Regions from separate parts of the Homo sapiens genome. Here all the other regions are linked to region 1. Evidence: chromatin loops called from intact Hi-C (ENCODE). Cell type or tissue: heart left ventricle. All regions are shown on one strand.

Region 1 (4,000 bases):
AAACTTCTGTTCTTTGTAAGTTACCCAGTCTCAGGTATTTTGTTATAGCAGCACAAAACGGACTATGACAGAGACAAAGCCAATGCCCTTACCATGCGCCTCCAGGCTCCTAGGGCTTGGTGCCTTGACTCCTCTCAGACCTCACCTCTTTCTACTCTTCCTCATGGCCACCTGCCTAGCGACTCTGGCTTCCTGCTGTCCTTTAGATAGGCCTGGCACACTACCTCTTTGGGGCCTTTGCCCTTGCCACCTCCCCTGATGAGAACTCTCTTCCCAGTTATTCAAACGCACACTCCCTCGTCCCTTCCCTCAGGTCTTTGCCTAAACACCTTCCTGTCAGTGAGATCTTCCCTGATCACCTGTTTAGTACTAAAACCCTTGACTCTTTCACACTCCTAACCTCCACCGCTTTTTTTTTCTCTTCTGTATTTAACATGCTTTTTAAAAACCACATAATTAATGATTTATTTTATTGTTTTCTCCCCCATCCTCTTAATGTGAGCTCTATGACGGCAGAGTTTTTTTTTAATGTTTTGTTCACAGCTGTTTCCCCAGTGACCAGAAAAACACCTGTCATGTAGTTAGCACTCAAATCTTTGCTAAATAAATGCATAAATCCAAGAATAAAAATAAATCTTCAGTGAATATAAAACTTTAAATCCAAGTACAATATTCCTATTGGGATATTTCCTTTTTTAAATAACTTGAATTTCCAAAGAGGTGTGGATTTTCTCACATTATTGTCAGATGAAGAAAATCATGGCTTATTCAATATAGTTAAGATAGTCGTTACTATAAAAGTCTGAACTTTAAATTTTACAGATGGCAGTGGAGATTATGGGCCCTCATAGGTTCTACCATTAACATTTAACAACTCCAGAGTACAGGCCAGGCATGGTGGCTCATGCCTGTAAACCCAGCACTTTGGGAGGTAAAGGCAAGAGGATCACTTGAGGTCAGGGGTTTGAGGCCAGTGTGGGCAACATAGCAACACCCCATCTCTACTAAACAATTTTTTAAATCAGCTGAGTACAGTGGCGCACACCTGTAGTCTTAGCTACTCAGGGGGATGGCTTGAGCCCAGGAGTTTGTTACGGTGAGCTATGATCACATCTCTGTACTCCAGCTTGGGCAACGGGGTGAGACAACTCCAAAGTATATGTGAATTGTCAGTTACACCAGTGAACAGATCGGTGTTTTGACTTAATAATGAATGTACCATAAACTGACAATGCTGCTTCTTTTAAGTTCATTAGAAACATCACAAGTAATCTCCGAAACCATATTCAAGTGAAATACGTAGCCTAAATGACAAAAAAAGTTAAAATAAATTTTACAGTATTTTGACTGTTTCCTAAAATATACAAAACCCTTCCACTGAAAAAGAAAGTTGTTCTTTCAGTTTCATGGTTCCACGACGGGGGGCAAAGTGATGGGTTTTAAATGGATAGTTGAAGTAGGACAGTTTGTTAGGACTCGAAGATTGATCTCATTTATCAAGCAAAACTCTGTTGACTCCATTTTTCCTGGTCTAATTTCTTTCTGAAATAGGTAGGATCACTGCTTCACAGCTATTTCCACAACTGTTTTTGGTTCTATGATAAAACAATCCAATACCATCTCAGTGTGACAGAGGCATTCACATACTGGAAGCTGAAAGTCTGCCAGCCATGTCACACACATTTTGAGAGCAAAGTGTAACAAAATAACAGTTCATTCTTTACTTAAAGCTGATATATATACAAGCCACTAGTCACTATATTAATGTCCTGAATTTGTGTAATTAATGTATGTAGTTTATGTGTACATCTGAGCCTAATAAAAATGCTGTAAGACAGGCCAGGCAAGCATGATTATTGTTTTACAGATAAGAAACCCAGGGTTTACAGAGATTATTTTAACCTCAGTCTGGGAGCTAACAGCTGGTTGAGCTATTAATAAAAGCAACACATCCCAACTTCAAGCCTGTATTTCCATTTACTCTCCTTCGAGATAGACATTATTGCTCAGGGCAAAATTTATAAACTGCCAAATTCAGAGTGGATTTGAATTCCAAATAAAACACTCAGGTGTTTTTCCTGCTTCCAGTGACAGTAAAGTTCCTTGCTGTAGACCAACCTACTCACTAAAAGCAACCAGAAATTCGGGATGAAATACACTGAAGAATCTATTTGAAGGCACTAGAGAGCTAGCAAAGCAGCCAGGTGTGAGGTCAGGTTTCCAGAAAGGAGAAGCACCTAGAGAGGAAGGCCAACATTCTCTGATCCTCTTCCCCTCAAACGGCATAGAGCCAAACGGCCGACTGAGCCGAGCAGAAGCGATGGTCTTGTAGGTGCAGAGCCAAGTGAAAGCTTCTGGAGGTGCTGTGGAGCTGTGGAGGCCAGAAATGGACTTCAGGGCTTGCTGAGGAAACTGGGCTCTGATACATATCCCAGACTTCCAGGTCGAATCCCACAGGGCTACTTCCTAGTGGCAAAAGAGAACTGGAAACTCACCAGCTCTCTCACAAAAGACCGAAACCCAGCTTTATACCAGCTCAATTCCAGACTTGATTAAGGTGACCTGCCCTATTTTAACTGCCTGCCAGAGAACAAAACTAAATCCTCTTTGGAGGAAAAAGTCAGTGAGAGCCCTGAAATATCTCGGTATTTATTCATACACAACAAAACACAATCACTGAAATGAAGAATTCAGCAGTGGATTTAAAAGCAGACTAGACAGAGCAGAGGAAAGGATCAATGAACAGGAAGCAGGCCAACAGAAATATATCCAGACTGAGACACAGGGAATCAAAAAGAATAAAAAGTACAGAAAAGAGCTTATGAGGGACAGAGGAAACGCAGAATTATCTAACAAAGATGAAATTAGGGTCTCAGAGGAAGAGGAGACAGAACTGCAGCATGGCAAAACTGACAAGGCATGAAGCTCAAGAGTCAGGAAATTCCACAAATCCCAAACAGGTTCAGCACAAGGAAAACAACTGCTAGGCATATTATGGCAAAATTGCTGAAAAAAAGAAATATCTGAAAAGGCAGCTGGAAGGAAAAGTCAAATGTCTTCAAAAAGAACAAGACTAACGGTAGACATTTCGCCAGAAACAACAAAAAACAGAAGACAACTGAAAGACAACGTAAAGGTGCTGACAGTCACTGTCAACCCAGAATTTCACAGTCAGTGAAAAGACTCTTCAAAAACAAAAGTAAGCCGGGCGTGGTGGCTCACACCTGTAATCCCAGCACTTTGGGAGGCTGGGGTGGGCAGATGGCTTGAGGTCAGGAGTTCAAGACCGGCCTGGCCAACATGGTGAAGCCTAGTCTCTACTAAAAATACAAAATTGGCCAGGTATGGTGGTGGGTGCCTGTAATCCCAGTTACTTGGGAAGCTGAGGCAGGAGAATCACTTGAACTGGGGAGGCGGAGGTTGCAGTGAGCTTAGATCACACCACTGCACTCCAGCCTGGGCAACATGAGCGAGACTCCGTCTCAAAAAAAAAAAAAAGTAAAGTTAAGATGTTTTCAGACAAACAAAAGGATACAATTCATTGCCAACATACTGGGACTAATAGAAATACTAATGAAATACAGAAGGAATATGGTCTTAGGTAGAAAAATAGAAATATAAGAAATGAGGAGCAATGGGAATATAAATATGTGAATAAATCAAAAGGATATTTACTGCATAAAACAATAAAAGATATCCTATAGAGTTTATAAAGAAAGAATTAAGCTAAATGACAACAAGAGCACAAAGGGCTGAAGGTAAGTGGAAGGTAAATTATTAGAAGGTCTGTGCATTGTCTAAGAAGTAATAAAATTATTCATTTACATTAGGCTCTACATGTGGACTTACTAGTCAAGAATTTAGCAAACCAACAGAGAAGAAAAAACGTAGGAGGATGCAAGGGAAAAAGAAACACAAAGCAGGTGGAACTAAGAGAACACAACCAGTGAGATGTTGGTGTTAAACCCCAATAAACTAGTACTTACATTAAATGTAAAAG
Region 2 (4,000 bases), 350 kb after region 1:
TGTCAGGGTGCTGATTGGTGTGTTTACAATCCCTGAGCTAGATACAAAGGTTCTCCACGTCCCCATCAGATTAGTTAGATACAGAGTTTCGACACACAGGTTCTCCAAGGCCCCACCAGAGCAGCTAGATACAGAGTGTCGATTGGTGCATTCACAAACCTTGAGCTAAACACAGGGTGCTGATTGGTGTGTTTACAAACCTTGAGCTAGATACAGAGTGCCGATTGGTGTATTTACAATCCTTGAGCTAGACATAAAGGTTCTCCACGTCCTCACCAGAGCAGCTAGATACAGAGTGTCGATTGGTGCACTCACAAACCTTGAGCTAAACACAGGGTGCTGATTGGTGTATTTACAATCCCTGAGCTACATGTAAAGACTCTCCACGTCCCCACCAGACTCAGGAGCCCAGCTGGCTTCACCCAGTGGATCCCGCACCAGGGCTGCGGGTGGAGCTGCCTGCCAGTCCTGCGCCGTGCGCTCGCATTCCTCAGCCCTTGGGTGGTCGATGGGACTGGGCACCGTGGAATAGAGGGTGGTGCTCGTCGGGGAAGCTCGGGCCGCACAGGAGCCCATGGAGTGGGTGGGAGGCTCAGGCATGGCGGGCTGCAGGTCCCGAGCCCTGCCCCGTGGGAAGGCAGCTAAGGCCCGGTGAGAAATCGAGCGCAGCGCCGGCAGGCTGGCACTGCTGGGGGACCCAGTACACCCTCCGCAGCCACTGGCCCGGGTGCTAAGCCCCTCACAGCCCGGGGCCGCAGGGCCGGCCGGCCGCTCCGAGTGCGGGGCCCGCCAAGCCACCCCACCCAGAACTCCAGCTGGCCGGCAAGCGCCGCGCACAACCCCAGTTCCTGCTCGCGCCTCTCCCTCCACACCTCCCTGCAAGCTGAGGGAGCCAGCTCTGGCCTTGGCCGGCCCAGAAACGGGCTCCCACAGTGCAGCGGCGGGCCGAAGGGCTCCTCAAGTGCCGCCAAAGTGGGAACCCAGGCAGAGGAGGCGCCGAGAGCGAGCGAGGGCTGTGAGGACTGCCAGCACGCTGTCACCTCTCAAGGGGATATGGGATGAGCCAGATACCCCAAAATATCTTCCTAAACTCCACAGAAGGGAGCGAGGCAGGGCAGAGGGCACCAAGGGAGGTGCCCCGTGAGATTCTGCACAGAGGGTTCGAATGACAGGGCCTTGCTGTGAAAGTCACCGAGTGCGCTTGTTTTTGTTTGGGTGGAAATCACTCAGAATAACATGGCTCGCTGCACTCAGATGCCAGCTCTTGGGATGATATTAAATCTCCCTACTGAATACAAAGTCTCCTGTTAAAAAGCAATCAAAATAATCCTCAGGAACAGGTGGACGATAAATTAATGAGCACAATCTTTTCCTTCAAATTGAGCTGGGGAAGAAATTAATTACTGGGCAAACCGGTAACAAAGAGGGATCCCCGCCTCCTGCAGCCTTGGAGCCCTCTGTGATTTTGTTCTCCCGAAATCTAATTTCCATGAAACACTTCAGGGAAGTGTGTATCGCAGCATAAGAATTTCTTAGCAGGCGTGCTAATATGAACGCCATAATTCCCCAGTAAGGAGATCTCGCTCTGCTCGAAAGGCCTGGGACTGACAAGGATGATATTTCAGAGAGGTCTGCAGTTCGTTCCCAGACACTGTTAATAACCACCATACAGATTAAATGAGGACTGAGCTGGTGGGACTGGACCCCCGGAAGGTGGATATAAATTTTATTTATAGGATAGATATGTACAAATACATAAAATCTTTATTTTCAGTGGCATAACTTCTATATCTGCCTAGAATACAAATACACTTTCCTGGGTGATCCAGTGTCCTTTGCAGAGAGTTTCTAAGGCAGAAGCCTTAGCAATGTCACCCTTGCAGCTATTTATAGGGCCCTGGCACTTGGTGGAAGCTGACTAATGGTGGCATGCCAAATGACACCGAGAACACTGCTGCTGGCCCTAAATCATCCTCTCATGAGTCCACACTCTGTGGCCCTTCTCCCTTCCCAGGCTGGGATGCCGCTTCTGTCTGGGGTTGGGCAGACACGGCCAGGACTCAGCCCCTGTTAAGGGGAAGGAGAAGGAGAGTAATGTTTGCCTGAGCCAGGTCCTGTATTAGGCTACTTACATTAAATCCTCTGGGCCACCTGGGAGGTTGGGCAACTGGCTTCCTTGGCTTGAACACGAAGAAAACAAGACTCAGAGGTTACATTTCTTCCCTCTGGGACAGACCACTGAGACCTGGCTAATAGCAGTGGGATATTCCCGACTCGGTGGCCTTCCTTTGTCCCTTACGCTTCTCACTGCTGTTCAGTGAGTAACACTTGATTTTCTTTATCCTGCTTGACTTTCAGTGAGCAGCTGGATCTCAGCTGGGAAGGAAACCTTGGAAGTGCTCCTAGGACCAGGGCTGGAGGAGCCAGCCGGCCCTGCCCTCCCTGTGGGAGATGCTGACCTCCTCCTAACCTCCCTTTCTGTTTCCAGCCTGTAAAGTGAGGGCGTGAATGCTTAATTTCCCAGGCTGGTGTGAGGAATCGATGGGACAACTCAGTAAACGGCTGACCCCTGCCTGGCACGGAGGTAGTGACAAGCCCTGCCAGGGTGGCCCGAGTGTCCCGGTGCTGGGCCCGCCACTGCCTCTTAGATGTTCTTTCATCTTGGACGTCTGAGAGGCAGTGAAATCGCTTCATTTCTCTGAGTCTCAGTTTCCTCATCTGTGATGTGACAATCACATCCTCTCATGACTTTACGTATAAATCAGTGAAAATGGTAGGTTATTAATTTTTAATTTGAAAAACAGAAATTTTTACAAATGCAAGCCCCATTCTACAATAGTGGGCCACATGGGACTCAAAAGTGATGGGACCCACCCTTAGACCCATTAGGATGGCTATTATAATAAACAAAACAAAATAGAAAACAACAAGTGTTGGTGAGGATATGGAGAAACTGGAACCTTTGTACCCTGTTGGTGGGAATGCAAAATGGTGCAGCCATTGTGGAAAATCACATGGTGGTTTCTCAAAAAATTAAGAATAGAATTGCCATGTGAGTATATTCCACTTCGGAGGATACACCTGAAAGAATTGAAAGCAGGGTGTCAAAGAGATACTTGTGCACCCATGTTCACAGCAGCACTATTCACAATAGTGAAAGGAAGGAGTAACCTACGTGTCCACTGGTGAAAGAAGGAACAAACAATACGTGCTCCACATACAATGGAACATTATTCAGCCTTAAAAAGAAGGAGATTCTGGCTGGGCGCGGTGGCTCACGCCTGTAATCCCAGCACTTTGGGAGGCTGTGGCGGGCAGATCCCCTGAGGTCAGGAGTTCCAAATCAGCCTGGCCAACATGGCAAAACCACATCTCTACTAAAAATATAAAAATTAGCTGGGCGTGGTGGCACACACTTGTAGTCCCAGCCACTCGGGAGGCTGAGGCAGGAGAATAGCTTCAACCTGGGAGGCAGAGGTTGCAGTGAACAGAGATCATGCCATTGCACTCCAGCCTGGGCAACAGAGTGAGACTCTGTCTATAAAAAAAAAAAAAAAGAAAGAAAAAAGAAAAAGAAAAGAAGGAGATTCCTGCAACATGGGTGAAACCTCAGGACATCATGCTCGGTGAAATCAGCCAGTCACATAAGAACAAGTAACAGTATGATTTCACTTATATGAGGTACCCAGAGAGTCAAATTCATAGAGACAGAAAGTGGAATCGTGGCTGCCAGGGTTGTGGGAGGGAGAATGTGGAGTTCGTGTTTAAGGAGTACAGAGTTTCAGTTTGGGACGATGACAGAGTTCTGGAAGATGGATGTGGTGAAGGCCGTGTAACAACGAGAAAGTACTTAATGTCACTGGACTGTTAAAAAAAATGGTTAAAATGGTAAATTGGTTAAAAAAAAAGAGGAGGGTTTTTAAAATGTTTCCCTTCCCACTCTGCCTTTGCCTGCTTCTCTCAGGCAGGGCCAGCTTAGCCATGAGAAGCTGACCCCTTC
Region 3 (4,000 bases), 95 kb before region 1:
CCCTGCCACATTGACTGAATGCTGATCACATCTCCCAGTGGTGCTGGGGCGCAGTAGCTCATGCCTATAATCCCAGCACTTTGGGAAGCCAAGGCAAGAGGATCACATGGGGCCAGGAGTTCCAAACCAACCTGGGAAACATAGTGAGACCCTGTCTCTGAGAAATAGAATTTAAAAATTTAGCTGGGCTGGGTGCTGTGGCTCACACCTGTAATCCCAGCACTTTGGGAGTCTGAGGTGGGTGGATTGCTTGAGGTCAGGAGTTCAAGACCAACGTGGCCAACATGGCAAAACCCTGTCTCTACTAAAAATACAAAAATTAGCTGGGCTTGGTGGCACACGCCTGTAATCCCAGCTACTAGGGAGGCTGAGGCAGGAGAATCACTTGCAGCCGGGACGTAAAGGTTGCAGTGAGCCGAGATAGCGCCATTGCACTCCAGCCTGGGTGACAGAGCAAGACTTCGTCTCCAAAAAAAAAAAAAAAAAAAAAATTAGCTGGGCATGGTGGCATGCACCTGCAGCCTGCAGTCCCAGTTACTTGGGAGGCTGAGGCAGAGGATCGCTCAAGCCCAGAAATTCAAGGCTGCAGTGAGCACTGATTGCACCACTGCACTTCAGCTTGGGCTGAAGGATCACTTTAGCCCAGGATCACTTTAGCCCAAACAAGACGCTGTTTGTTTGAAACAATAACAACAACAACAAAAACAAACAAACAAAAAAACAGAACCATCTCCCAGGGCTGTGGGCCTTTGGGGACATGCACAGGAATACACACAAAAAAAGACAAACATGTTCTAGTTTGAGCAGAAGAATAGTACAGGGCAAGTGGACTAAGTCATTCATTCAAAACACTTTAATTGAGCTCTTCCAAATCAGTAGGCACTATGCTAAACACTAAGGGTATAAGCAAGGACAGTCTTTGCCATCAAGGGCTGTCAAATAGTGGGAGAGACACAAACGCAATATCTCATGTGGCCAGAGTGATAATAGTATGTAAAAATTAATCAAGGAATGAAGCCCGTATTTTCCCAACCACAAATGGGGATACATGAATCATGTTCTGTCTCTGGGGCAGAATATTTTAAAAGTAATTGCTATGGGAGACTGACATGGCCAGAGAGAGGTCAGGTGTGGATGTTATTCTACAGAATGAGTAGACTCGTTTTTTGGAACAAACCCACGTGACACTAGCTGATTTAGAGCCAAAAAGCTCAGGGATTTGTCACTGGGAGGATCTTGGGCCAATAGACATGAGTCTGAAAATTCTGCCCAGGTTAAACCACCCTGACAGTACCAGGCAAGAGAATGTGAAGTCTATACACATTAAAAATTTCTGGTTCCAATTCCTGGGGAGGCTGGAGCAAGAGGATCACTTTAGCCCAGGTAGTCGAGGCTGCAGTGAGCTATGGTCACGCCACTGCACTCCAGCCTAGATAAGACACAGTGAGACCCTGCCTCTAAAACTTAAAAATTAAAAAAGAAACCTGCCTAAAGGAACAGTAACCAGTCTGGAGGGAGGAGGCTCTCGATCCCGAAGAAGCCAAAGGTAACTGGACACGAGATTTTTCTGTGCCAAGCATTTCCCAGTTAGGCTGTGGCTGATTCACCCTCTCTGTCCCCCTCTCACACTCTCCTCAGTCCCAGGAACTAGAAAAAGATGGAGAGCTGTCCTTCCCTGAGTCGCCCCAACCCTTAGCAGCAGTCTGACCTTATGCGGCCTGAGTGAGGCCCAATGCTGGTAGCGGCTCTGTTCACACTCACCCTCCAGCAAAGCAAACGTCGAGAGACCAGGAGAGGGGAGTCCAACCCCAAAAAGGAGAGCCAGTGCCTGCGAGAATAAGTGTGTTCATGGAGTTAACAGGATGGAATACTTCAAAATCCAGGATGCCCTGAAACTATATGTACATCTATTAGATATCAATTAAAAATTATCTTAATTAAAAAAAATAAAAATAAAAATCCAGGATTGTTGTCCTGGCATGGATGGAATGAAGAAGGGCCTAGGAGAGTGGGAAGGTGTAGGCAGATTTGTCTGATTTTAACAGAGTTAAAACGAAAAATATGTAATTAACAACCTGCTCCCAAACCAAATTTTCACCCTCCCCCTTTTCGGACTGTCCACCTTCTTTGAGATGAAGCCTTTCCCATGGCTGCCCAGCAGAGGGCAGCAGAGGACACCTTATGAGCCTCCGTCCCCTGCACACAATAGCGCATTCGTTCAACAAATGCCTTCGGAGTTTGGAGTGGACAGTGTTCCAGGCACTGTGGACACTGCCCTAAATAAGACAGACGAGGTCTCTGCTGGTCCAGAGCAAGGGGAGAGAACAATAAGCAAAGTCATGGAGACTATAGCACCGTAAAGTGATGGGGACAGGAATGGAAAAGGGGCTTGCTGATTCCACATTTCGGCTTCCAGCCAGTGTTTACCAGTACTTGTTAGGGGCCGGGCACTTCTGGGGACAGTCACCAACACAGAGGCCCCTGCCTTCATGGAGCTTACGTTCCACAGGAGGAGAGAGCACCATAAACACAAAAAGGGTCACAGAATCTTTTTTTTTTTCAAGACAGTTTCGCTCTTGTCCCCCCAGGTGGAGTGCAATGGCGCGATATCGACTTACTGCAACCTCCACCTCCCGGGTTCAAGTGATTCTCCTGCCTCAGCTTCCTGGATTCTCCTGCCTCAGCTTCCTGAGTAGCTGGGATTACAGGCACGTGCCACCACGCCTGGCTAATTTTTGTATATTTAGTAGAGACAGGGTTTCACCATGTTCACCAAGCTGGTCTCGAATTCCTGACTTCAGGTGATCCACCCGCCTTGGCCTCCCAAAGTGCTAGGATTATAGGCGTATGCCACCACACCCGGCCTCAGCAGAATCTTTTAAAGGACACCGAGTGTTACGGAAAAGGAAAACATAGAGCAGGATTTGGGGAGTGTCGGGGAGTGGGGAGCAGCAGGCTGGTGTAGCCACGCTCCCTGAGAGGCCAGATTGGAGCAAGGTCTGACAAGAGGGACTGCCAGGTGACTCCGAGGACCCACCACAGTCTGGTCCACAGCTGTTCTATGTTGGAATCACTGCGGGTGCCTGGGTTCCACCCGAGGCCTAGGTTGAGGACCTCTGGCCTAGAGCAAGGTTTCTGGGCAGCCCTGTCTCTCACCCCTTATGCCTTCCTCTCCATTTTACAAATGAGAATAGTGACGCTCAAACACGCTCACGCCTCCCTAAGTAAAGGACGGTCAGGATTTGAACCCAGAAGTATTTGAACCCAAAACTCCCATGTTTCCTCAGCATCACACCGTCTCCCAGACCACGTGACTCGTCTCTCTTTTGGAAAATATCTAGGAGCAAATGGCTCTTCCCGCCACTACACCCAACAAACATCTGGATTGTTCTGTGTCATTGGTTAACTTGCAGGGACACAGTCAAGGTGGTAAGGAGGTTGTGCCTCCTGACCCGGGACAGCTTAGCCTTCCCCTGACCCATAGGACGCTGTGGGTCACCAACAGGCAGCAGGGACACAGTGGAGCCACCCAAGCTTCTGAGGTCTTCCCTGCCTTGGACCTTTATTGCCTCCAATGCACAAGATGCCAGGGAGCTAAGGATGCGCTCTCAGAAGGAGGCGTGAGCTCCAAGATGGGGCGTCCAAGCCCACCTCCGGCCCAGTTGATGCTGGCAAAAAGACTTTAATTAATTTCTTTATTTTGGGGCACAATTCCAGCAAGCTTAATTGGGGAATTCATGTCTCACTTGCGAGCCTTTCCTTGGCCAATGTGGTGGCATGTGCGGGAGACTGGCGGCACCCACAGACTGCTGTGAGATGGCGAGAAGCAAAGCCGGGCTGGGGGCTGCAGGGCTCTCCGAGGACCCGCACCGCTTCTGGTGACTCTGGCCATGCCCAAGAAACCATGGGGCACGGAGCACAGGCGGCCTGGGGCCTTGTCAAGCCACAGTGCTGACTCCCAGTGTTTCGTGGTGCCCCGAGGGTTTCGCACTTGCCTTTT
Region 4 (4,000 bases), 550 kb after region 1:
AAACGACACTGCTGCTGCCTCTACAGCGGCTTTTATGAGACATAAAGCAGAAACGTATGAGCTTATTAGACAAAAGAATTCAGGCTATAGCCTGGCATGCCGGCAATAAATCAAAGTTACCTCTATGAGTTATGAGAAACCAGGGCCAGGTGCGGGGGCTAACACCTGTAATCCCAGCACTTTGGGAGGCCAAGGAAGGGAGGACTGCTTGAGGCCAGGAGTCCCAGACCAGCCTGGGCAACATAGTGAGACTATCTCTACTAAAAACTTAAAAATTAGCTGGTTGTGGTGGTGTGCACCTGTAGTCCCAACTACTTGGGAAGCTGAGACAAGAGGATCGCTTGAGCCCAGGAGTTGGAGGGTGCAGTGAGCTAGGATTGCACCACTGCACTCCAGCCTAGGCAATAGAGCGAGACCCTGTCTCCAAAGAAAAATGAAAAAGAGAAACCGAAAAAAAAAAAAACTCCCCCAAATCCCTTCAAGTAGACACCCCCTCTTTGCTGTCTTTTTTTCTGGAGACTTCACATCACTCCTTAACATTGGGCAGTTTCCACAGCTACTGTAGGAGGCTGAGTCCGGGAAGCTGCAGAAGACAGGCTGTGAAGGAGACCCACCCACTGTGGTCCACAAGCAGGGCAAGGTCGAGAACGGGGCTGTGTGTTGTCTGTGCCATTGGGGGCCCCCTGATGTACTACTGTCCAGGACCGCCCAAGGCAACATCCCAGGCAAAGTCACCCCGCTGAGCCTTCTCTCACCCAACTCCCCTTACGCCCACCCCTCCCTTCAGGTGTCCGCCCTCAGCCAAAACCAGGCTGCCACATGGATTCAGTGCAGGCATTAAGGATCAGCACCCCAGGCCCTTCCAGGGGCGCCTCTCACCACCCAGGCAGGTCTCAGTTCAAATATCACCTCTTTCTCCAGCCACTGAACTTGTCTGCTTTGCTGCCAACCCCGCGATCACCCCCTGGCCTATTTGTTTCCTGGCTCATTGTCAATGTCCTCTACTAGAAAGCTCCCTGAGGACCAGGGCCATGTCTCCGTGCCTGGTACAGACAGGTGATTCATGCACATCTGTCAGGTGATGGGGGTCTGGAGCCACAGCAAGTCCAGTGGGGACAGTCTCTCTGAAGCCCAGCATTTTGCCGTTCCCCAAGCTGAGTCCCCAACTCTGCCATGTGGAGAGCTGGCTGGGCCAACTCTCTTTGCTTGTGAGGTCTATTCTAACAGGATAAAAATGAACAACAGAGCCTCCATATTTGCCAGCCAGAAACATGTTTCTTCTACCCTATGAATCAGCAAAATGGAGTTAAAACAAATTCTTTGCTGAGGAGCGTTTAGAGTTCAAATAGAAATGACTGTGAGGAACCTGTGACTGCTTCCCCAGAAATGGGAACACAGCAGAGAGCCCTTCAGAGCTGTGCAGGGAGGAGGTGGAGTCCCAGCCTTCTCTTCGTCCTTCCCTTCCTTCAAGGCTGACTACCTGGCAGCCGCTGCCAACTCCCTTCGAAAGGCCCTGCAGTGCCACCACCAGGACGCCTGATGAACTGCTCCACGTTCGTCAGCTCACCCAGCATTCCCAAGGCAGGGGGAAAGGATGGTCCCCTCACCTCTGGCCTTCAGAACTTTCAGCACAGGAAAAACTAGCCATGGCTCCATGAAGGCCTTGGAGACAGTTAGCTTCCGGTCTGGGCACTTGAACCAGAGGCAAACCTAAGACCGTGTTTTAGCTCCCGCTTGTTTACAGCTCGTGTCCTTGAAAGGTCGCCCGCTCACACCAACACCCATCTCCAATTGTGAACAAGAAATGGCGCCACCAGACTCTCTTCGAGGCTCCTGCAGGGAGTTTACTACAGAAACAAAATTCTGTCAACACAAAGCATTAAGCGAAAGGATGCCAGACCAGCCGAAGACATTTCTGGTGGCCAGAGCTTCGAAAGGCCCTCTGCACACACAGTCTAGATGAGGAAGGGAAGGGAACAGATGACATGTGCAGTGCGTAAGGCAGGACTGTCCCCCAGCCCCCACAAGATAGCACAGGAAATAAAATCAAATGTGGGGCGTAAAACAAGGGCCATTTCTCTTAGGTATCAAAGACATTCATTTTATATTGTCTGCTCCAATCACATCTGCTTGAAAATACAGTGTTAAAAAAAAAAAGCCTTTGCTTAAGGATGATCCTTCAAATAACTTCAAAAGTCTGCATTTTGAACTAATTAAAAAGGGAATTCCAACATGATTCCCCCAAAGACAGTGAATAAGAAAAATGGTAAATATCCCAATTGAGAAATGTGCTATTACAGAAGAAAGATAATTATATAAACATAATTTACATAAGAAATAAAAATGGTAAATGTGAAAAATGTATAATCTCTTAGTAATTAAAGAAATTCAAAACAGAATAACATCTCTCTCCTATCAAGGAAGCATAAAGAAACAAAAATCAATAATATTAAAGTTGACTCACTAGTAGGAAAATAAATTAGTAATATTCTAGGGGGCAATTTGGCAATATTTATATAAATCCTTTAAAAATGATGTGGTTTTCTGACAAATAATACAACTCATGAGAATTCATCTTCTGAAAATAATTCAGCTGCAAGCACCATCTATAAAAGGGAATTTGGACAGATACCTATGTCTAACCATGGTGTACTTATTAAATAAAACAACAATATCTACTCAATGGACTACTATGCAGCCAAAAAAAATATATGTCGAATGTTTTCACTGACCCAGAGTTACTTAAAATATTACACAGGAAAAAAGGTAACTTTAAAAAAATGCATTTATGATCCAATTTAGCTACTATATATATTTATATGCACATCTATATACATACACATAGTAAAGGGACTACAACAAGATACTCCAAGGTGACAACCGAGGTTATCTGGGTAACTGAGACTATGAATGAGTTTTTTAAATTATCCTTTTATTTTTCTTTTCTGAGGTTGCTATAATAAAAATATATTGCTTAGGTAATAAGAAAAAACAATTAGGATTATTTCTTAAACTGCATAGGAAAAAAAAATTCCTAAATGAACTTCACAGAGCTAACACAGGAGGAGCAGGCAGGAGCCCTGGCACCTGTGCTAAACGTCACCGACCTGCCTGAGGTGCCCACTATCGCCACCCAGAGCAGACACCTCAGGCCACAGACTCTAACTTTCCCTGACTTCTTCAGAAAGCATACTTAGAGGGAAGGCAGAAAATGTGACATTTCAAGAATACTTCCCATGTTACTTGAAGAATTTGAAAGGCAAGTATATTTAAACAGGGCTGAATTATACGCCCATGTACCCAAAGTAAAAAGCCAAGTTTTATGTAGTTTCCAGTGCAGACGAGGGAACACCAAACCACTGAGCCAAGACGAGAACCAAACACAGAAAGGTCCCAAGAGTCAGCAATTTTTCTATTGAATTAATCTCATCCCAGGGTCAATTTTCAGGATTCTATTGCAATACTTACTGCATAAAACTATGTATTAAAAAATAGTAAGAAAAACACGATGTAAAATACATCAAAATATACTACATAAACCCCAAAGGATTTTCTATGTATACCAATACTACGAATTAGAACATCTTAAGTCTTTCATTCTCCAGCTCTTTCAGACCATGCAGCCAAAGCCTCTGGACAGTGTCACTGGCGGCACTTCTGTCCCATAGCCTTAGGCCGTATATCTTTTCTCTCCTTCATGTTTGGCCTTGTGGTACTTGAGATAGTCATTATAGAGCTCCTTAAAGATGTCTCTCATTCCCGGCTGCAGCGAGGCCCGCAGGAACTGGACGTCAGGCTCGATGCAGAGGTCCAGGATGAGGTAAATGCCCTCCTGCAGCAGACTTTTCACAGCTGGATATAAGGTCACCTGAGGAAAAAGGCAAACCTCTGTGAGAACAATTGGGGGCAGAGATCAAGCCGCACCACCTGCCAACAATGCCTTGGGAAGCACTAACAAGTAATTTCAAACTGACCTCCAAATTGAGAAAAAAATCGACAT
Region 5 (4,000 bases), 370 kb after region 1:
ACTAATCATTGTCTATTACTATATATTTAGTCGTTTATATTTTTAATGTCTTGTCTTCCCCCATTAAGACTCCATGAGAGCAGAGATTGTGGTCTCTTTTGTTTACTGGATTTCCAATGCCTAGAACAGAGCCTGCCACATAGGCTGTATTTGAAAATTTTCATTTCTGATAGTGCCTTTCAGTACAAACACCTAAAGCTGCTGGGGGAGACATCTCAAACATTCTTTTGAACGCCTGACTAAGATGATAGCAACAAGCACAATCCTGAGAGCATCAGAAATGAGGTTTTTTTCTGAGACTCCATGCTGATCCCTGGGGGCTGAGATCAGGTTCAGAAGATGATGGGGTGATACGGGTTTAGAAGTAGCCAGGTGTCTGGTCAGGGTGGGAGATCACGTCAGAAACCCTTCGAGAAAGTCATCATTCCTGTAAGGTAACACATCCCCATGGGTGAACTAGGGCACAGCCCATCCTGCAGAGGGAGGCAGAGGGAATAACTGCCTGTTTTTGCCTTGGTTCTGAAATAGCAATCCCTCAATCAATCAATCAATCACATACCTTCTGAAAATTCCTAGCCACTCACCCACACTCATTCAGATCTGGAGTCTGAATTCCCACTCTATGAATGGCCTCAAAACTTCCAAGACAAATATCTACATAAAGTAATCCCAAGTTGGCGCTTCCCCAGATCTTGGCAAAGGAAAGTGTCAATTCCCAATTCTCTCTGCAAAACACAACTCTAAGAAGTACAAGGGACTTGAGCTCCCAGTCAAAAGTCACTAAATATATGAGGAAGTAAGTCACCATGAGAAAGTCAGCAGAAGCTACAAACCACAAAATAAGTACTGCAAAAACAACAGGTATGGCAATCATCAGATACAGAAAAAAAAAAATCTATTATTACATTTAAAGAAATACCAGGGAATTTCAGAAAAATATCTAAGTGAAGAACAAAAGACTATAAAATCACTAGGTAGATCCTAAAAGTACCAAGCAAAACTTCTAAAAAGGGAAAATATAATTGATATTAGAAACTCAATGAATGACTTAAATAACGTATCAGATTCAAAGAGAAAATTGGTGAACTGGAAAGTAAATATTAAGAAATAGCACACAAAATGAGACAAACAGAGAACATGAAAAAGAGGTATCAACGGAAATAAATCACCAAGAAAGAAGACCCAAAATATATGTTTTTAGAACATCAGAAGAACATAATAGAAACAGCAGAGAAAAGCCACACTTTGTAGAAATAATGACCAACAAATTTCTAGAATTGATGAAAGACACCAATCCTTAGATTCAGCAACACCAAGGAATCTCAAGAACAATAAACAATAAGAAATGAACACTCAGTCTGCAAAACTCTAAACAGTGCCTGTGAAGCAGAATAACATACATCAGTATCAATCCCTGTGAGGGGAACACTGTGTACCTGTTGCTAATCCTAGAGGAACACTCAAAAGTCCTTGCATTTTCTGCTAAGGTTCCTAGATATGGCAGGCTTCCAGGTCTAGCAGGAGGTTTTGCACTAGCCCGGCTGTCCCAGTGAGTCTGGTGAGATGGAACTGTCACACAAGTCAGGCAAAGCAGATTTACAACTCACAGGTGAGCAGCAAAGATAAACAGAAGCCGAGGATCCATGGCAAACCAGTCCCTCGGGTTCAGGAAAGCTGCCCAGGGCAGATGGAGTCTTGTCTACACGTGCCTCACTTCGCATCCCAGCCGAGAGACCCTGAAAGGGCTGTGTTTTGGTTTTTATACCCCAGGGGCAACATGGTTTGCTGAGCCCAAGCTTTGCAGGATATCCTGTTCTAGGAAGATGTCCTGGATGGATAAATCCCAGCCTGTTTCAGATGGTTCCTGCTTATCTCAGGGTGTTGCATTCTCAGTACCTTCTCTCTGAGAATTGCAGGCAAGAGGGGAGAGAGCTGGGTTGGCCAAGAAAAATTTGGAGATTTGCCTCCTGCCATGCCTTCCCTCCACACCAAAGACACTAAAAGCACTAAAAGTCGATGGAAAGAAAAGCAGATTATCAACAAAAAGAATGACAATTTCATAAAATCAACAGCAGTAATGGTATCCAGAAAACAATACAACAATATTTTCAATATCCTAAGGGAAAGTTCTGGTTTTACGAGACTGCATAGGCTAATAACAACTGAGCCAAGATATCACCGACTTTTTACACAAAGATTTATTTTATGTTTGTCCAAAATCTCCTATTAATCAAGTGACTCTCCAGGACATTGTGTACCATACAGTGAGTGACTCATCAATCCAGGCTGCCTACATCTTGAGGCTCCACCATCTCAACACATGGCCTGCAGAATCACCAGAGAAGGAGAAGAGCTAAAGGGTCATGCTGGAGATGCTCACTGTGCCTCAGTCCAGAAATGACACCTGTGGCTCCGGCTCCCAGTCCATCAGCCAGAGTGACTCACAGGGCTCCACCCAGCTGCAAGGGAAGATGTTGCAGGGGAGGGGAAGAGCATGTGAATGTTCAGGAAGCACTGAAACTCCTGCCACTCTTCCAAGGACAAAGGCAAAGTAAAAACATATACTGATAAACCAAAACTGTTAGAATCTGTTACCAACTGATTCTCATGAAAGGAACTTCTTTAATAAGACAGCATTTAGGAATAGGGAAAATGATCCCTCCCACCAAAAGGTCGGAGGTGCAAAAAAAAGATGGTGAACAAAGAAATGGCAGCCATGTGAAAATTAAGTAATTACTGACTGTATCAAACAATAGCAATGATACTCAATTTGTAGGATTAAGAAAAAGCTCAAGCTGGAAACGAAATTCTAGACAAAAGCAGCATAATCCTGGAGGGATATGACTAACAGTACAGTGTTTTATGGTCCTTTTACTGTTCTAGAGGACTCTGTCAAGTTAAATATAGATATTAAAATATCTAGGGTAACCACCAAAATAACAGAACTAAAATGCATAATTTTCAAACTTTTAGAGGGAGGAAAAAGTGAAATGAGAGAAGAATAATTCAATCAGTCCAATAAAAGACAAGAAAGGATGAGGGCAGGGGGAATGGAGAGACAAGATAGGACAGGAGTACAAAATAAAATCATATGAATAAATAAAATTATTTTAAAATTATGGTTTTTTTATTTTTCTTATATAAATGAATAAAATTATATCAATAATTGAAACAAGTGTAAATGGGCCAAACTCTTAAACTAATAAGCAAAGATTATCATTCTTGTTTTCCTAAGTCCAGCAATACACTATCTATAAGAGCTGTATCTAATCACAATGAGTAAACACTTACGTGGTCCTCACCATGTGCCAAGCACTGTTCTGTTCTGACTACGCCGTATTTATCTATTTAATCTTCCCAATAGCCCAGTGAGACAGAGACTGTTTTGATAAGAAAAGTAAATCATAAGGACACTGTGGGAGGCCACGGCAGGCTGATTGCTTGAGCCTAGAAGTTCAAGACCAGCCTAGGCTACATGGCAAAACCCCATCTCTCCAAAAAAATACAAAAATTGGCCAGGCGTGGTGGCATGTGCCTATAGTCCCAGCTACTTGGGAGGCTGAGTTGGCAGAATCGCCTGAGCTTGGGAAGTTGAGGCTGCAGAGAGCCGTGACCATGCAGCTACACTGCAGCCTGGGCAACAGAGTGAGACCCTGTCTCAAAAAATAATAATAATAATAAAAGTTAATCATAAGGAAGTGAAATAATTTGCCTGAGATTAAATAACTAATGAGAGTGTGATTTGAACCCAGGAAGGCCCCTCCTAGAGCCCATACATTTAGCCTTTGTATTACACCACCTCTTAACCCCAGAAAGGGTGAAAACGAAGTAACACTGAAAGATATACCAGGTAATATTAACCAAAAGAAAGCTGACATCATGACATTTATATCAGACTTTAAGGAGAAAAGCATTATCAGCAATAAAGAGATAAAAAAATAAAGATCACAAGAAGATTTAATAATTCCGGGCTGGGCATGGTGGCTCACACCTGTAATCC
Region 6 (4,000 bases), 140 kb after region 1:
TGGTGCTTCACAGAAGTCAGCTCAGGAATCAAGAAATGAGATTGTTCCACAAGCATATCCCACGAAGCTGATCAGCAAATTAAACTGCTGGAGCAGTCTAAATTAAAACTGCCTCGAGCAGCTGCAGGTCTGTAGTAAGGGAAGCGATTATGAGAGTACACACAACCTTTTAACCAGGATGCATTCATGCCTCATCGAGGAGACCAGAACAAGAACAGGTGACCAAGATGTCTACAGCATGGAGGGAAACTCCACCACTAGCCAACCAAAGGCAACATCCTTCGGGAAAGAAAACTGGCTCATTTGTTTAGCAAAAGAAACCAAGGAGTAGAGAGATCACCGAAAAAGAGGCTGGACGAAGATGAAACCAGGGGCTACCTCTGAAGCAGAGGGAACCACAATGGCTCCCTCTTAGTCTCAGCTCCAATCCTGCCTTCCCCATGAGCCTACGTGATCACCACTTTAATACTGCAACTATCCTTCCGCCCTCATCCCTAATCCCCATACACTGCTCTATTTTTTCCACAGCACACAGCACCTTTCTGCACACGACGTAACTGACTTCATGTCTACTGTCTGGCTCCCCGCAGCCCCCCACTAGAATGAAAGCTCCAAGACCACAAGGATTCCGTGTCTGCTACAACAACTGGTGTACTCCCAAACACTCAAGCAGTGCCTGGCACATAGGAGGGTCTCAAGAGATACTCACTGAAAGAATAAATGAAAAGAACCAGAGCCAGTTTTCATCTCTGCTCCTTCCGGAGGGGCAGCTGAGGATTGCGGCCTTCAGGACAGGCAGAGGCCTGGAGGGTAGGAACACAAATTCCATGGAGCAAAAGGTAAAAATGAAGAAAAGAGCAGCCGGGCACGGTGGCTCACGCCTGTAATCCCAGCACTTTGGGAGGCCGAGGTGGGTGGATCACTTGAGGTCAGGAGTTTGAGACCAGCCTGGGTGGTGAAACCCTGTCTCTATTAAAAATACAAAAATCAGCTGGGCATGGTGGTAGGTGCCTGTAATCCTAGCCACTCAGGAGGCTGAGGCACAAGAATCGCTTGAACCCGGGAGGCGGAGGTTGCAGTGAGCCGAGATTGTGCCACTGCACTCCAGCCTGGGCGACAGAGTGAGACTTTGTCTCAAAAAAAAAAAAAAAAAAAAAAGCAAAACAGACCAGCACTACTATCAAAGCATTATCAAGTGTGCATCTGCTCCAAGATGCCTTCCAGGAACTTTCCAAATGAGGCCGCAGTATGAGGGCACTGCCAATGCAAGGAAGGGGCATGGGAGGCCCAGGGAGCAGGAGCAAGCCAGGTTCACTGCTGGCTGGCAGAAACCCTCGGCCAGGAGTTGCAGAAAAACCCCACTGCCTCCAGAGGCCCTGAGGAGATCTCTTCCACCAGACAACCCTGGGTCTGCCACCTGTGAGCTCTGTGACCTTGGGAAAGTCACTTAACCTTTCTGTGCTTCAGTTTCATCAGTACACTAGAAGAAATAAAAGGGCTGAGATGAAATGCAGCCCTTTTATTTCTATGCACAGTGAGTGCCATGAAAGTGTTTATTAAATTTTGAAAATTAAAACGTATTAATATATTAGCCCTCCCCACAGTGGTTCACCCCAGACCACACAGAAAGGCAGTCTCATTACAAGAAGGTCTAACCATAATGGCTCAGACAGAAGGAATGAAATCAAAATTAACGGACTAAGGCAGTGGTTCTCTACCAAGGGCAATTCTGCCCACCTCCCACCCTCGCCAGGACACTTGGCAATGTCTGCACATTTTTGGTTGTTACAACTTGGAAGATCAGGGGTGGGAGAACTACTGGCATCTAGTGGGGAGAGGCTGGGGAAGCTGCTACACATCATACAATGCAGAGGACAGCCTTGCACAACAAAGAATGATCCAGCCCAGTGCAGTCGCTCACACCTGGAATCCCAATGCTTTGGGAGGCCAAGGCAGGAGGACCGCTTGAGCCCAGCCTGGGCAACATAGTGAAACCCTGTCCCTACAAAAAATTTAAAAATTAGCCTGCTGTGGTGACACATGCCTATAGTCTTAGCTACTCGGTAGGGTGAGGTGAAAGGATCACCTGAGCCCAGGAGTTTGAGGCTACAGTTAGCTCTGGTTGTACCACTGAGCTCTAACCTGGGTGGCAGAGTACAACTGTCTTAAAAAAAAAAAAAAGCCAGCCAAAAATGTCAATGGTGCCAGAGTTAAGAAACTGAACCAGAGCAACCACAGTCCCGAAAGTACCCTTGTCCCTGCCCAAATGCATGTCCTGACCTGAACTCTGGAAATTCAGTAACTCTACCCCCAACCCTCCTGGCCATTCCTCTTCCCTAAGAGTTAGGGACAGAAAACTGCCAGCCATGGGCAGGAGGAGGTGGTCAGCAGAGTGGCCTAGGAGAGACTCTCTGTTCCATGGGGAGCTCCTGGAAGGCTGCGGCAGAAGGGACAGTTGACCAGGGCAAGCAGCCAGCAAGGGCAGGCTGAGCCATGAGGGATCGGCCCATTTCCCAGCCCCCAGGCAGCCAGCCCTTAACTGCTTCTTTGTGACAGCCCGCCTCAGTGAGACAAGGGGCTCATATAACTCCCATAGCCTGGGAAAGCTTTTTAAATGTAAGCCTATGAGTGAGACTCTATGTGACAGTTTTTGTTTATCTCCAAATCCGGCCCTGATGAATCACTGTCATCTACATTTCAGCATGCTAAGAAACCTAATCCATATAAAACACCCCATGCTTCTGGGGCCCATACTAGTAGACATGACTAAGTGCAAAAATGCCAGTGTTTCACCCTGTGCTGCAGGAGGCAAGAGCCAGGCAGGAGCACAGTGCCACCTGCTTAGAGCAGGGAACCCTAGAAAGGTGGGGGCCCATCAGGGAAGATGGATTAGTGTCTTGAGCCCCTTTTATTTCCATGGTTTACAATAGAGAAAGGTGGGAGAGGCTTTCTGGACTGGGCAGGTAATCTGAAGACAGCTTTCCTGCCAACTCCATACTGGGTTCATCATGAAGATCAAGCACAGGGCCAAGGTAAAGGAATCTTCACACTGTTAAGAGAACAAGGTCAAGTTCCACTCTAAGGACAGGAGTGATCACTGGTGAGCACACATCAATGAATTCAATGTAATTCTCCATAGAGGAGAGTTCCCCGCCAGGCCCAGCCTATCCCAGACCCATTCAGGGGGGTTTGCATATGGAAGTACCAAGACATCCCTCCTCCTTAAAAACACCTCACCCATAAGGCAGTCTAGAGGCAAGGCCACAAGATTACAATGGTGGAACCAGAACTCTCAACAGTAACAGTGAATCAAGACTTACTCAGAGGGAAAAGGGATTGTTCCCATCATGGAAGTGGGGCTAGGCCTCCTTCTATCCAAGTGGCACATTTGCAGGGGTGACAATCAGCATGTTCACTATGGCACAGGCACAGAAGTGGGTCCAAGAGGCCCCTCAAGTGTCAGGATTCAACCCTTTGATTGCTGAACATGGGAAAGAGATCCCAAGGAAAGACCAGGGCAGCTAGGAACCGGAGGGCACTCAGGGGGTCTCAAGGCAGAGCATATTTAACAACCAGCATGGAAGTGCCCCACTGTTACATGTGAGTGGCATGGCTAAGCCAGTGTGTTTCCATCTGGATATCCACTGACTTGTACGGCTCAGCATCACCCATGCAGAGCTTCCAGAAGAGGCTTCACAAGGACAAAAGCACAAAAACCAACAGGGAGCATAGACTTGGCCAGGTTTGTGTGTTTTCTCATCACGTGAATTCTGCTGGGCACTCCAGGAGACTTCACAGGCTTTTCCCAGGAATACCTAGCTTCCCTTCCTGGGATCTCAGCCAGAGCCTCACAGTCGACTCCTGCTTACACCTGTGTCTCTGTCCCAGGCAGCCTCACCGCACCCCCCGCCACCCCCGCCCCACCACACCTGCTTTCACTAAGCCCACTGCCTCTGGACTTGCTAGAAGTTAGGCAGGACAGTGGCCTTGCCTGCTTTGA
Region 7 (4,000 bases), 380 kb after region 1:
CTGGCTTTGCCACGTGGTGGGAGAGGATTTATGGACAGAAAGGAGAAAGCGACGTACAGAAAGCAGAAGTGAGGCACAGAAACAGCCCGATTGGCTGCAGCTCGGTATTTGCCTTATTTGAATACAGTTTGAACAGTTGGCTGCCTGTGATTGGTTGAAGTACAGCTTTTGTGATTGGCTGAGACTCGGCTACTTGTTCCAAGAGTAGGTTACGGTCTCTTTACACATCCAATTGGGTTCACTATGTATGGAGCAACGTTTAGGCTGAACTTTAAATAGGTAAGGAGGCAGCTTTAGGCTAAACTGAATTTAACATGAGAATAATATTAAGGTCTAGAGAATGTTTAGACTGTCGATGGTACTGCCGCTCACTGACAGCCTAAATGGGCTGGGCTTGTCCCCTGAAAGATAAAACAAGGGAAACCAGCTCCCTAAATTAAAGGCATAAATCGTTGTCCAATCCCAAAACCAAGACACCATGGAGTGTTGATAGATTTTTTCCAGGTATCATCGCTGCGATTCTACCTGTAAAAGAACACCTTGAGAAGACGCCATTCATCACTCTGTCTGGGGGTGAGTATAAAGATGGCACCCAGAGGACCATCAAGGAGAGAAAACTCCAGGAGAGCTCATGGAAATAGTAACACAGCAAAGGGAGAAAGAGAGAAAAGTCGAACTCTGAGTTCCTCTCTAGGGGAAAGGAGGAGGTAAGGAGATGGATGGGATTCTTGAGGACCAGAAACTGTGTGTGTGCTGCAAACTCATTTTGTAATCACTGGAGCACCTAGTCTCTTGCATGGAGTGGCTATTCCTCCGGTATTTGTTCCACAGAGAAAAGACCCCTCATTTGACCTTCACCGGTGATGGGGGCCTGGGTTATTCTTATTTCTTCGGAGGAGGGATGCTGCTCTGTTATTTTCTATAAAATGGAGAAAATTGCCTCCAACTGACCTAAGGTAACTAATTAGCAATCTTAAGGGCGCTTGGGGGGGGGGGGAACACAAGTCATTTGATTAATAGAGCACAAACGAAATAGGTGAGGAGAGGCAGCCAAATGCATCTCCCCGAAACCCAGTCAGCCACACAAACTTTCCATATTCACTGGAACAACGGGGCTGGAGGCAGAAGGTGTTTGTTTTGCTCTGATAACAGGCAACCCCAGCATTTGGTGCCTGCTTCAGGGAGCCAGTGGAGCAGAGGCAGAAGCCTGAAGTAGCTGGGAGGAATTCAAGCAGACTTGAAGAGGAAAACAAAAGCTCCTCTGCATAAAATCCCAACAGCAATCTGATTTGGGCTCGTTATAATTCTGTCTTCACCTGCTTCTAATGGTCTCCCTCTTGGGGAAAAAAGAAATCAGAGACAGCTGATGCCATATAATGAATTCTATATGCAAAACAAACAGAGAGAAGGCTTTGTACCATTAACATGAGATACCACCACCCAACGCACTCTTTGCGTTTTGTTTAATAGAGCTACTCTCCAGACCCCTCATTAGCTGCTCTGAACAGGGAGGGAGAGGCCCAGCAAGGTGGTTCCAATAAAGTGATTTTTTTAGTTCCTGAGATCTGGGGCAGCTGGCAGAAAACTGTTTGCAACATAGACACAGCCCCTGAAGTCTTCTTCTGTCTTCTATGAATTCACTCATTTTTTCCTCCAATTAAAATAAAAAGAACAAACGGTCCGATAAAGAATGTTACTCAATTTATAAATTTGTTTATATGGGCTAGGGTGGTGGCTCATCCCTGTAATCTCAACACTTTGGGATGCCAAGGCAGGTGGATCACCTGAGGTCAGGAGTTCGAGATCAGCTTGGCTAACATGGTGAAACCCTGTCTCTACTAAAAATACAAAAAATTAGCTGGGCTTGGTGGCGTGCGCCTGTAGTCCCAGCTACTAAAGAGGCTGAGGCAGGAGAATCACTTGAACTTAGGAGGCAGAGTTCAGTGAGCCGAGATCGCGCCACTGCACTCCAGCCTGGGCAACAACAGTGAAACTCCGTCTCAAAATAAATAAATAAATAAAAATAAATAAATTTCTTTATATGAGAAAAATGCCAAGGAACAGAGATTAAAGCACACTTAAAAGTTTTTTGGTTTTTGTGTTTTGTTTTTGTTTTTTGAGACAAGATCTTGCTGTGTCACTCAGTGCAGTGGCATGATCCCAGCTCACTGCAGCCTCAAACCCCTGGGCTCAAGTGATTCTCCCACCTCAGCCTCCTGAGTAGCTGGGGCTACAGTAGGCACATGCCACAATGGCCAGCTAATTTTTTGTATTTTCGTAGAGATGGGGTTTCACCATGTTTCCCAGGCTGATCTCGAACTTCTGGGTTCAAGTGATCTGCCCGCCTCAGCCTCCCAAAGTGCTGGGATTACAGAGGTGAGCCACTGGGCCTGGCTACACACTTAAAAGTTTAATGGCTACAACTATATTTAAATTAGATGAAATAAAATTGATTAGATTCTAGAAGATGATATATATGAGTAATACATATATTTGGAAACTACAGGAGTATGAAAACATTTAGTGTTCCAATTTCTTTAAGGCTGTGGTTCTCAAAGTGTGGTCTATAGATCACCAGCATGGATGGTGAAACTTAAAAATGCAGAATCCTTGGCTTTACCCTTGGATATACCAAAGCAGAATATGGGGGAAAATCACTCAGGAATCTGCAATTTTTAACAACTCACTCACTAAATTTTGCCATGCTGGTCTAGGGATTATCTGTGAGAGAGGAGCAATTGGTCTGTCTAGGAATACTGTCAGAAAACCTACTCCTTGGCCCTGGACCCGTTCCATTACTGGACTTCTCTGCTTTTAGTAATGGCTTTCTTTACAGGGAGTTATAATGACAGCCTTCGGGTGTTGGATCTGCTTTCCAGATATTTACAGATTAAATGTGCTTCAGTTAAGATAGTGAGCCTCACTGAATGCCTGGCAGGCTGTGGCTTCTCGTGGGGACAGAATAAACATGTGCCAGTGGGACTGGACAATTGTCCTCAAAGATCAAGACTCTGGTGCTCAACTTCGATTCTCAGGAGGCTCTTGTCCTGGTGGTAGGGTGACAAGCAGTCTCAGTCTTCCCAGGAATGAGGCACTTCCCAGGGCATAGGATTTTGGGGTTTAAAATCAGAAAAGTCTTCTTCAGCAAACCAGGGTCTGGGAATCCCATTTGGTGGTAATACTATACCCTAGCAAGAGAGACTAGGAACCCATTGCCTCATTCTATTTATTCTGTGCTGAGAAATATAATTCCTAAAATGTGTTGATTAGTCAACTCAATCTTTCTACCATAGAAAAGTCTGAGAAACCAAATTACCATCAAGGTTGATTTGTTAACAAAACTATTGAGAAAGAAGCATTAGATTAAGAGACACTTTATTTCTGTGAGCAGTTTGCAAACCAGGGAGATGCAGCCTCCAATACAACAAAGGTACACTCAACTGGAACAAAGAAAGGGGTTGTCCTTTATAGAAAAAGTTTTTTCCCAGGCTTCCACTCCAGTATGCTATGCAAATGAGGGTTGCAAACTTGCTTAGTTCTTACTGGTTGATGTTAAGATTGACCAGAGGTTATAGTTTATTGGTTGGGTCCAGGTGTTGGCAGCCATTGATTCAGGCAGCATAAAAAGGGACAGATATGAGTGTCCCAAAGTTATGGAGTGTGTGGTTTTTCCAGGAGTACAGAGTACATGTTTAACCTTTAGTCAGTAAATGGCCGCTTGGGTCCATTTGAATTTAGGCTCAGTTAATCATTCACGATCAATCTTGAAGAACTGGCTTTTTCAAAGTAGACAGTTCCTGCTTTTGATCAAAACCTGTCATCAGACAGCTCTGGTGATTGGTGGTGGGTTATGTCCCATCATGGTGCCAGAGTGGTCGGCTTCCTTCTCTGGGCCCATCTAGTCCCACACTGGGATCCTCATGGCAGGGCAGTGGTTAGTTGAGCAACTAGAGCCATTTACCTACAAGAGGCAAACAGGTACCTGTTAAATTTGAATTAA

Evidence for each region. Peaks named below come from ENCODE experiments on the same cell type or tissue, not always from the same donor. Only the 100,000 strongest peaks of a DNase experiment are listed, where the experiment ranks them.
Region 2: it touches region 1 in a loop (1.9-fold over the local background); 2 of 110 quality-filtered maps call a loop at or near these places.
Region 3: it touches region 1 in a loop (3-fold over the local background); 14 of 110 quality-filtered maps call a loop at or near these places.
Region 4: a loop joins it to region 1, with 14 times the contacts of the local background. A loop is called at or near these places in 26 of 110 quality-filtered maps.
Region 5: it touches region 1 in a loop (3-fold over the local background); 6 of 110 quality-filtered maps call a loop at or near these places.
Region 6: it touches region 1 in a loop (2.6-fold over the local background); 32 of 110 quality-filtered maps call a loop at or near these places.
Region 7: a loop joins it to region 1, with 2.1 times the contacts of the local background. A loop is called at or near these places in 6 of 110 quality-filtered maps.

What each region holds. Positions count from the first base shown.
Region 1 is chr1:230,213,614-230,217,613 of GRCh38, reverse strand. The region is part of intron 3 of GALNT2 (polypeptide N-acetylgalactosaminyltransferase 2); the gene reads right to left. Among named protein-coding and RNA genes, the nearest start is that of GALNT2, 150 kb to the right of the region's middle. In heart left ventricle, CTCF peaks have their summits at 2,159 and 2,360; a DNase peak (open chromatin) is centred at 2,333; H3K4me3 peaks cover 336 bases; H3K27ac peaks cover 1,754 bases.
Region 2 is chr1:229,862,322-229,866,321 of GRCh38, reverse strand. The region is part of intron 1 of LOC105373162 (a long non-coding RNA gene); the gene reads left to right. Among named protein-coding and RNA genes, the nearest start is that of LINC01682, 21 kb to the left of the region's middle. In heart left ventricle, no CTCF peak of the experiment used is centred here; a DNase peak (open chromatin) is centred at 2,446; H3K27ac peaks cover 2,654 bases.
Region 3 is chr1:230,308,922-230,312,921 of GRCh38, reverse strand. No RefSeq gene overlaps it. Among named protein-coding and RNA genes, the nearest start is that of PGBD5, 120 kb to the left of the region's middle. In heart left ventricle, a CTCF peak has its summit at 2,157 (motif pointing right); a DNase peak (open chromatin) is centred at 2,171; H3K27me3 peaks cover 153 bases.
Region 4 is chr1:229,658,968-229,662,967 of GRCh38, reverse strand. It overlaps URB2 (URB2 ribosome biogenesis homolog), which reads right to left. Exons shown (of 10, transcript NM_014777.4): 10 at 2,768-3,868. The coding sequence ends at 3,671. Among named protein-coding and RNA genes, the nearest start is that of URB2, 35 kb to the right of the region's middle. In heart left ventricle, a CTCF peak has its summit at 1,534; a DNase peak (open chromatin) is centred at 1,507.
Region 5 is chr1:229,842,410-229,846,409 of GRCh38, reverse strand. All of the region lies in intron 3 of LOC105373162 (a long non-coding RNA gene), which reads left to right. Among named protein-coding and RNA genes, the nearest start is that of LINC01682, 41 kb to the left of the region's middle. In heart left ventricle, a CTCF peak has its summit at 2,449; a DNase peak (open chromatin) is centred at 2,419.
Region 6 is chr1:230,072,280-230,076,279 of GRCh38, reverse strand. All of the region lies in intron 1 of GALNT2 (polypeptide N-acetylgalactosaminyltransferase 2), which reads right to left. Among named protein-coding and RNA genes, the nearest start is that of GALNT2, 7.0 kb to the right of the region's middle. In heart left ventricle, no CTCF peak of the experiment used is centred here; a DNase peak (open chromatin) is centred at 2,479.
Region 7 is chr1:229,832,583-229,836,582 of GRCh38, reverse strand. It overlaps LOC105373162 (a long non-coding RNA gene), which reads left to right. Exons shown (of 4, transcript XR_001737830.1): 4 at 505-707. Among named protein-coding and RNA genes, the nearest start is that of LINC01682, 51 kb to the left of the region's middle. In heart left ventricle, no CTCF peak of the experiment used is centred here; no DNase peak of the experiment used is centred here.